2 separate regions of the Homo sapiens genome follow, and region 1 is linked to region 2. A link is an interaction called in ENCODE POLR2A ChIA-PET data of the cell type or tissue named here. Cell type or tissue: HepG2. All regions are shown on one strand. Links, peaks and the distances in the headings refer to the core of each region. The heading gives the core; the rest is flanking DNA.

The links. Peaks named below come from ENCODE experiments on the same cell type or tissue, not always from the same donor. Only the 100,000 strongest peaks of a DNase experiment are listed, where the experiment ranks them.
Region 1: POLR2A ChIA-PET joins it to region 2 with 5 read pairs; 5 of 35 experiments call an interaction of 5 or more read pairs at or near these places.

Annotation. Positions count from the first base shown.
Region 1 is chr1:27,680,541-27,684,923 of GRCh38, reverse strand. No RefSeq gene overlaps it. Among named protein-coding and RNA genes, the nearest start is that of IFI6, 11 kb to the right of the region's middle. RefSeq lists an enhancer at 2,172-2,466. In HepG2, for the core only: no CTCF peak of the experiment used is centred there; a DNase peak (open chromatin) is centred at 2,393.
Region 2 is chr1:27,520,340-27,524,722 of GRCh38, reverse strand. LOC105376892 (a long non-coding RNA gene) reads right to left here and starts at 2,236. Exons shown (of 2, transcript NR_188658.1): 1 at 2,177-2,236. RefSeq lists an enhancer at 1,333-1,915. In HepG2, for the core only: a CTCF peak has its summit at 1,455; DNase peaks (open chromatin) are centred at 1,452, 1,992 and 3,862; H3K4me3 peaks cover 1,763 bases.

The DNA of each region.
Region 1 (4,383 bases), core at 158-4,157, 160 kb before region 2:
GGTTTTAAAAAAGGAAATTAATGCAGTGAAAACAAATGTCTTTTTTTTTTTTTTTTTTTTTTTTTTGAGACAGAGTCTCGCTCTGTCACCCAGGCTGGAGTGCAGTGGCATGATCTCAGCTCACTGTAACCTCTGCCTCCTGGGTTCAAGCAATTCTCCTGCCTCAGCTTCCCAAGTAACTGGGATTACAGGGACCTGCCACCACGCCTGGCTAATTTTTGTATTTTTAGTAGAGATGGGGTTTTGGCATGTTGGCCAGGGTAGTCTTGAACTCCTGACTTCAGGTGATCTGCCAGCCTCGGCCTCCCAAAGTGCTGGGATTACAGTCATGAGCCACTGCGCGTGGCCAAAATAAATGTCTTAATACAACACTATTGAAGGTTGGGTGGACCAAAGAGAGTCTCTGATGGTCTTCAACATTAAAGGCCCCAAACCAGTTTGCTCTATTTCCTCCAGTTTGGTGGAATTTTAAAAGCAGGAAGGTAAAGATTTACAATAAGAAACCCTACCTGGAATTGCCTGGGGTGATGGTCAGACTGGTTAATCAAGGGAAGATTGACAGAGAGGCCAGAGTCTCCTGGCCTGGCCTCTGGCTAAGGACCTAAACACTTATTGCCCAAGAGAGAATAAAATGGTCTGGGGAGGGGGTGGAGAAGAGAAGTTCCCGGGACATAAAAATATACTTGGTCAACAGGATTCTGAAAGTGGGAATGTCTAAACAGGCTTTACGTAAAGGCTTAATGTAAAGTGGTTGTGTCTCCTTTACCTAATGTTTTATGGAAATGGGCATTGTATATGACAGGGTTGTTCCCTCTACCTAGAACTGTAAAACAGAAGGCATGTAAATCCACCCTTCTGGAAATTTTAGTTGGACATGCTAAATGGAAACCCAAGCCCACACTGTAGAGTAGAAGCTGGAGTGCTGATAGGGACAAGTTCTCCATTCGATAGCTCTTTGTGGAGCATTTGCTGGGGCTATGACAAAAGCCTATGAGTGGCTGGGCATGGTGGCTCATACCTGTAATCCCAGCAATTTGGGAGGACAAGGCAAGAGGATCATCTGAGGTCAGGAGTTCAAAACCAGCCTGGCCAACATGGGGAAACCGCATCTCCACTAAAAATTTGAAAATTATCCAGGAGTGGTGGTGGGTGCCTGTAATCCCAGCTACTCGGGAGGCTAAGGCAGGAGAATTGCTTGAGCCCGAGAGGTGAGGCAGAGGTTGCAGTGAGCAGAGATGGTGCCACTGCACTCCAGCCTGAGCAACACAGCAAGACTCTGTCTCAGAAAAAAAAAAAAAAGAAGAAGAAGAAGAGAAAAGGCTGTGAGCACCTGCAAGCAAAGACTACTGAGATTTTGGACTAGACAATTTCCACTTGAGGGGCACTTACTAACTTGTTACGGGACATTAACTGAAGCTACCCCTGTGACTGAAGGACATAAAATGATCTTGACACCTGAAATACCCATGCGATCTCAGGTGATGTCACAGAAACACTCAAATAGAGACAGCAGTGTCCAGAAGAGTTCCATAACAAAATGGAAATGGCTTATACAGAAGCATGCTACCTGGGGAGTGCCAGGAGGAGATAAAAGAAAGGAGCCTCTTTTCTGCTAGGACTGGTTTGCGTGAGGAGCTGCTGGCTTCTACAGTGTCCCATAACGGCTCTCAACTGGCCAGCAAACAGCTTGGTTTGTGGATGGCAGTTCCAAGGTGAATGGACAACATTCTGTTTGGAAGGCTGCTCTGTTGATCAAAGAAGTGTGAAAATAAATAAAATGTAAACCTTGTTGGAACCCCACAAACACCTTAAGCTTTGAGAGAGATGTGACTGTGATCTTGTAGCAGGACAAGCCACGGACAAAACCCCTCAGACACTGAGTTAAAGAAGGAAGGGCTTTATTCGGCTGGGAGCTTCGGCAAGACTCACATCTCCAAAAACCGAGCTCCCCAAGTGAGCAATTCCTGTCCCTTTTAAGGGCTTACAACTCTTAGGAGGTCCATGTGAGAGGGTCATGATCGATTGAGCAAGCAGGGGGTATGTGACTGGGGGTGGCAGGCACTGGTAATCAGATCGGAACAGAACAGGACAGGGATTTTCACAGTGCTTTTCCATACAATATCTGGAATCTATAGATAACATAACCTGTTAGGTCAGGGGTCAATCTTTAACCAGGCCCAGGGCATGGCGCTGGGCTGTCTGCCTGTGGATTTCATTTCTGCCTTTGAGTTTTTACTTCTCTCTTTGGAGGTAGAAATTAGACAATATGAGGGGTGGTCTCCTCCTTTAATCTGAGTCTCATATGGTTACTACTTCCGTTTCTCAGATTATAGATTAACTCGCTTTCTTGTTTGTCTTATTCTGTACAATGACTAAGAGAGTTACATGATGTCAGGAATAAAAACCACCCTTCTTCCTAATGAATGACCCTTTGTGTAGATTAACTTCCCCATTGTTGTCCTGCTTTGCCTAGACCAGATAACAGAAAACCCATGACTATTACACCCTCTGTAAAAAATTTTAAATGCACCCATTCCAAAAAGAAACACTGCATAAACCAATCAAATTGCTGTACCTATGCACCAATTGTGTGTGAAAAATGTAAGGCCAGGCATGGTGGCTCACACTTGTAATCCCAGCACTTTGGGAGGCCAAGGTGGGAGGATTGCTTGAGGCCAGGAGTTTGAGATCAGCCTGGGAAACAAAGCGAGACCCTGTCTCTACAAAAAGTAAAAAAAATTAATTAGCCAGGTGATATGGTTTGGCTCTGTGTCCCCACTCAAATCTTATCTTATAGCTCCCATAATTCCCACATGTTGTGGGAGGGACCTAGTGTGAGATGATTGAATCATGGGGGCAGGTCTTTCCCATGCTGGTCTCATGATAGTGAATGGGTCTCACAAGATCTGATGGTTTTTAAAATGGGAGTTTCTCTACACAAGCTCTCTATTTGCCTGCCACCATCCACATAAGATATGACTTGCTTCTCCTTGCCTTCCGCCATGATTGTGAGGCCTCCCCAGTCATACGGAACTGTAAGTCCATTAAACCTCTTTCTTTTGTAAATTGCCCAGTCTTGGGTATGTCTTTATCAGCAGCATGAAAATGGACTAATACAGTAAATTGGTACCAGGAGTGGGGCGTTGCTGAAAAGATACCCGAAAATGTGGAAGCTACTTTGGAACTGGGTAACAGGCAGAGGTTGGAACAGTTTGGAGGGCTCAGAAGAAGACAGGAAAATGTGGGAAATTTAGAACTTCCTAGAGACTTGTTGAATGGCTTTGACTAAAATGCTGATAGTGATATGAACAATAAGGTCCAGGCTGATGTGTTCTCAAATGGAGATGAGGAACTTGTTGAGAACTGAAGTAAAGGTGACTCTTGTTATGTTAAAGAGACTGGCGGCATTTTGCCCCTGCCTTAGAGATTTGTGAAACTTTGAACTTGAGAGAGATGATTTAGGGTATCTGGTGGAAGAAATTTCTAAGCAGCAAAGCATTCAACAGGTGACTTGGGTGCTGTTAAAGGCATTCAGTTTCAAAAGGGAAACACTATAACAAAATTTGAGGGGTGCATTAAAGTTTGGAAAATTTGCAGCCTGACAATGCAATAGAAAAGAAAATCCCATTTTCTGAGGTGACTTGGGTGCTGTTAAAGGCATTCAGTTTCAAAAGGGAAATACTGTAAACAAAATTTGAGGAGTGCATTAAAGTTTGGAAAATTTGCAACCTGGCAATGCAATAGAAAAGAAAATCCAGGCCAGGCACGGTGACTCACACCTGTAATCCCAGCACTTTGGGAGGCCGAGGCAAGCGGATCACATTAGGTTGGAAGTTCAAGACAAGCCTGACCAACATGGAGAAACCCCGACTCTACTAAAAATACAAAATTAGCCAGGCGTGGTGGCGCATGCCTGTAATCCCAGCTACTCAGGAGGCTGAGTCAGGAGAATCGCTTGAACCCAGAAGGCAGAGGTTGCAGTGAGCTGAGATCATGCCATTGCACTCTAGCCTGGACAACAAGAGTGAAACTCCATCTCAAAAAAAAAAAAAAAAAAAAAAAAAAAGAAAGAAAGAAAGAAAGAAAAAGAAAAAGAAAAAAGAAAAGAAAAGAAAATCCCATTTTCTGAGGAGAAATTAAAGCTGGCTGCAGAAATTTGCATAAGTAACAAGGAACTGAGTGTTAATCACCAAGACAATGGGAAAAATGTCTCCAGGGCATGTCAGAGACATTTGTGGCAGCCCCTCCCATCACAGGCCTGGAGGCCTAGGAGGAAAAAGTGGTTTCATCAGCTGGGCCCAGGGTCCCCAAGTTGTATGCAGCCTAGGGACTTGGTGCCCTGTGTCCCAGCCACTCCAGCTGTGGCTTCAGAGGGTGCAAACC
Region 2 (4,383 bases), core at 120-4,119:
AAAATACACAACCGCACATGTGAACAGCTTCCTAATATTCACTGCTCCACAAATACACACAACTGCACACACAACCTACAGGCAAGACTCATACAGGTAACTCCACACATATACCTCAAGACAATTACAAACATGTATACACATCCACACTTATATGCAGTTACACATTTAACATGTAAATACTTAAGCAATTCAAACACATGGTACATATTCATCCAGACACACACACACACACACACACACACACACACACCACACACAATTGTACAGAGCTATACAGTTCACCTGCCTACATACACAGGATACAGCCTCCCCAAGAACATGTAAGGCAGGTTCACACAAATCCTTCCACACATAGACAACCACTCCCTGCCGGTCATAGACACACATTCCTGCAGTCCTTCCCCTCCCCACTGAAATCCCAGCTTGTCTGCCACTGGGTCATGTATGTTCATAGGTGTCCACACAGAGTCCTAGCGTACTCGCAACCTCACGCACACTCTCAACAACCCTGCTGCAAAGAGACCACACACACTAAGTCAACGCATGCCCAGGTTCATGCCCCCTAGGTACCTGCAATCCCCTCCCTCCTTTTCCCATGAGGGCAGTTCGGTCACTGCACCCCACACCTGCACCCCGAATACTGACCCCAGGACTCCAACCCAGCTGCCCCCAGGGTTTGGGGGTTGGGCCCAGACCCTACAGGAGCCCTGGGGTCCTCTCCCCAAGGCCCCAAGAGGCAGGACTCAGAGTCTCTGAGCTCAGAGCTCGCCCCTGTGCCCAGGCTGGAGGTGGAGGTAAAGGGCAGCCTGGGCTTCTCAGCTCTGCCGCCAGTGCCCTCCCCTTGCTCTTCTCTCCTCCTTCCTCTCGTCTCAAATTCCTTTCGTTCTGTTTCTCTGTCTCCCCATCCCACCCCTATCTCTCCAATAGCCCTTGGCCAAAAACCAAGCCCTCTTCTCTTCCGTATTCTGCCAGAGGGTATTGAAGCCCTGTGACAAACAGATGGACTAACAGGCAGACAGACATATCACTTGGGCAACAAAAGCAACACAAAAAAGAGGTCGTTGTCATATCCCGAAGACCTGGGAGGAAGAAAAGATAAATGGACCAAGGGAAAGATAAGACTAAGTGGCCCATGGGCCAACATGCACAGCTAGGAGAAGGAGCCCTGGATTCCAGTCCTGGTTCTGCTGTGTGACCCTGGATCAGCTGCTGCTCCTCTCTGGGTCTTTTCTGCCTCTGTACAAACAGGGAGTTGCGGTAGGTGTTTTTTTGAGGCAACAGGACTCTCAAAGACACTGCAGCAGTTGTATAAACAGGGAGAGGAGCTGGGGGCCTTGAGGGCCTGGTTAGAGCCATAAAAGCCCCTCCCCAGAGGCTCTCCACAGCCTCTTCCCCGCCCTAGGCCTGGGCTCCAGTCTGGGTTGAAGCACCAGAGGCCAACAGCACCCCCTGCCCCCAACATGCATAAACACATGTGCTCCTCCGAGACTCAGCTACTTCCTTTGCCCTCTCTGGACCTCAGTGTCCAGGCTTGTGCATTTAGGGGCTCAGGTTTGGGCTCTGTGCCTATGAGCCAGTCTATGTGTGCACTGTCTGTCTGTCTGTCCGTCTGCCAGCAGCCTTCAGGCGCCAGGAGGGGAGGCAGCAGTGGAAGGTGGGGGCAGGGAAGGAGGTAGCGTTGACAAGTTCCAATGTCTGGCTTTCCCTCCTGGAAACCCCGAGCTGGGGCTGGCCCCCCCTTCCCTTCCTGTCTCTCTCGCTCAAGCACGTCCCTTCTAAGAGCCCCTCTCTGCAGACGCCCCCAGTGGAACCAAGCCCAGATTCGCTGCCAAGAAGGCCGACATTTCTTAGACTTGCCACGTTAAAGGGGCCTGCACAGGCACGCACTCAAATCCCCCCCTCCATGTCCTCCGCCTGTGCACATTCAGGCAACCCGAAACACACAAAGACACGGTTGGACACAGCGGCCACCTGTGCACACAGGAGGTAGCACATGGAGCGCATCTGACCCCGGGCTCACAGACAAGTACAAACATAGCCATGGACTCCCTCCGCCCTCCTCCATTCAGCCTGCCACAGACCCAAGCACGCAGTTTCCAGCGCACCGTGCTCACAGACACGCACAAACGCAGTCACACGCAGGGCCTTGCCACATAGAGAAACAAGTGCAAACCTGTAGCACAGCACCGTCACCATCACCACCACCGCCGCCGCCACCGCCCTGTGTAAATGCAACCACAGAAACACAATGCCTGTGCTGCCTGTTCCCTGTACACACAGCCAAGCATATACAGTCACACAGTGTTCCCCTGAGTCACTCTCAACAACCACACAGACAAAGTCTGTTGGGCACAGAGGCGCCCATACCCATCCTCTGGACATTTGGACTAGCCCACACCACCAGTACTGTGCCTTCCTGGGCACAAGACATGCACAAAATCCCAGCCACCTGCAGAGTTCCCTTCTGCACACACACTGTCCCTTGCACATACACAGACAAGCTCAAACCCACAGTTATGCTGTTATCCTCTTGTACACCATAAAATCACAGGGGCTCCCAACACACCCAGATGTGACATACACAAACTCAGGCACATGTACCGACTCTTTTGTGCATACAAAGATTTATTGGCACTGACGTGGTGCCCATCTGCTACCATGTGCACACACTGCTAGATCTCGCACGTCTCTGTACACAGGCCTGCGTTCAAACTCAGGGCATACAGCTTTCCCTTGTGCTTACACAAACACACAGTGGCCCCCGATGTCGGCACAAACCCACACACATAGCATCATCACCTGTGCACATTGAGGCAAACACAGACTCACAAACCACCCCAACGTGCTCTTCCATGCACACACATATGTGTGCATGCTCCCACAGACAGACCCAGCTATCGGAACCTCATTCTCAGACACTGCAGTCCCCTGGCCCCCAACCCCAGCTTCCTGCCTCCTTCCCTTGGCCGGCGAGGGTGGGGAAGGGCTGGGAAGGCTGGGGGCTGGCTCAGCCCTTGTTCCCTCCCTCCACCGGCTGGCTCGCTCCCTCCTGTCTGGCAGAGTCAGCCAGCCAGCCCAGCCCCGGCTCCGGCAGCCCTGACTGCTCTGGGCAAACTCTCGGCGGGTTGGTCTCGGCTGATGCCGCATCAGCAGCAGCAGCAGCAGGGGCGAGAAGGCTGAGGGTGGATGCCAACGTGGCAGACGGCAGGCAGGGCGGCAGGAAGGAAGCTGGGCCCGTTCTGCGCCCACTCACTGGGGGAGACAAAACCAAGGGGGCTGGATGAGCAAGCGAGGCAGCTGGGCAGGGGACCTCGTGCACAGCCTGGCTCTGGGCCCACACTGGCCCCAGACTCACGGAGTGACCTTGGGGAACTTGCTCCCCTTCTCTGGCTCTATTTGCCCCTTCAGCAAGTGGATAGTATGGACTGGACACTCCTCCAGGTCCAAATCCTTGCATCCAATTCAGTGCTCTGTGGCCTCGGGCTAGTCCCTTCCCCTCTGGAATCTTAGCCTTTCAGCCCAACAATAAAAATTCTTCACCTCTGTATGGCTACAACTATTGATAAAAGGTTTTCAATCTACAAAATTAGCACCATTTTATAAATAAGAAAACTAAGGTTCAGAGAGGTCAAACAATCCACCCAAGGTTACCCAGCAAGAGAGTGACAGAGCTGGAACAAGACCTCAGGGCTTCTGCTTTAGTCTCCAAAATCAGTACTGCCTCCCTTCTCTTCCAGCCATCCCATGCCCCAACTCACCCTTCAGGGTTGTCTGCCCACACCACCTCCCAGCCCTGGGCCCCACTAGAGCCACCTGGCTCTGCCCTGGGGAGTCAGGGTGCAAAGGCCAGACAGGCCTCCCACCAGCATTCCAGCTGCCACTGGGAACACAGCTGTCAGCAGGGCCGGGAGAGCCAAAAGCCGCCTCCCCAGCAGGCCCGCATAATTGGTACATTGTCAGCTCAAAAACAGAACTGCTATGGGATCTTGGGCTCTCCAGGCCTCAGTTTCTTCATCTGGCTGGCTGTCGTGGAAAGGAGGAGATGATCTCCAAGGGCCTTTTCAGCTTGGAGTGTTGCCTAAGGAGTGACCGAGGGAGGAGGCAGCTGTGCCAAGGTCCCCAGCCAGCCATGGGTGTGCCTCAGGTGTCCAGAGCCCTGGAATTGGGTCTCTGCCTCACCTTTAGTTTGGGGTGGGATCTGCATCCTCTCTGAGGTCCCGCAAAAGGGAAGGGCTTGGAGAGAGTTTGCAGGCCGGATGGATAGACACACAGATGGAGGAACAAAGGTCTGAAGGAGAGAAGGAAAGAAAGTCTTCAACCTGCACTGAAGGAGGGTGCAAAGGCAGAAGACCGAGGGAGGCCCCCATGCCCTTCCTTTGT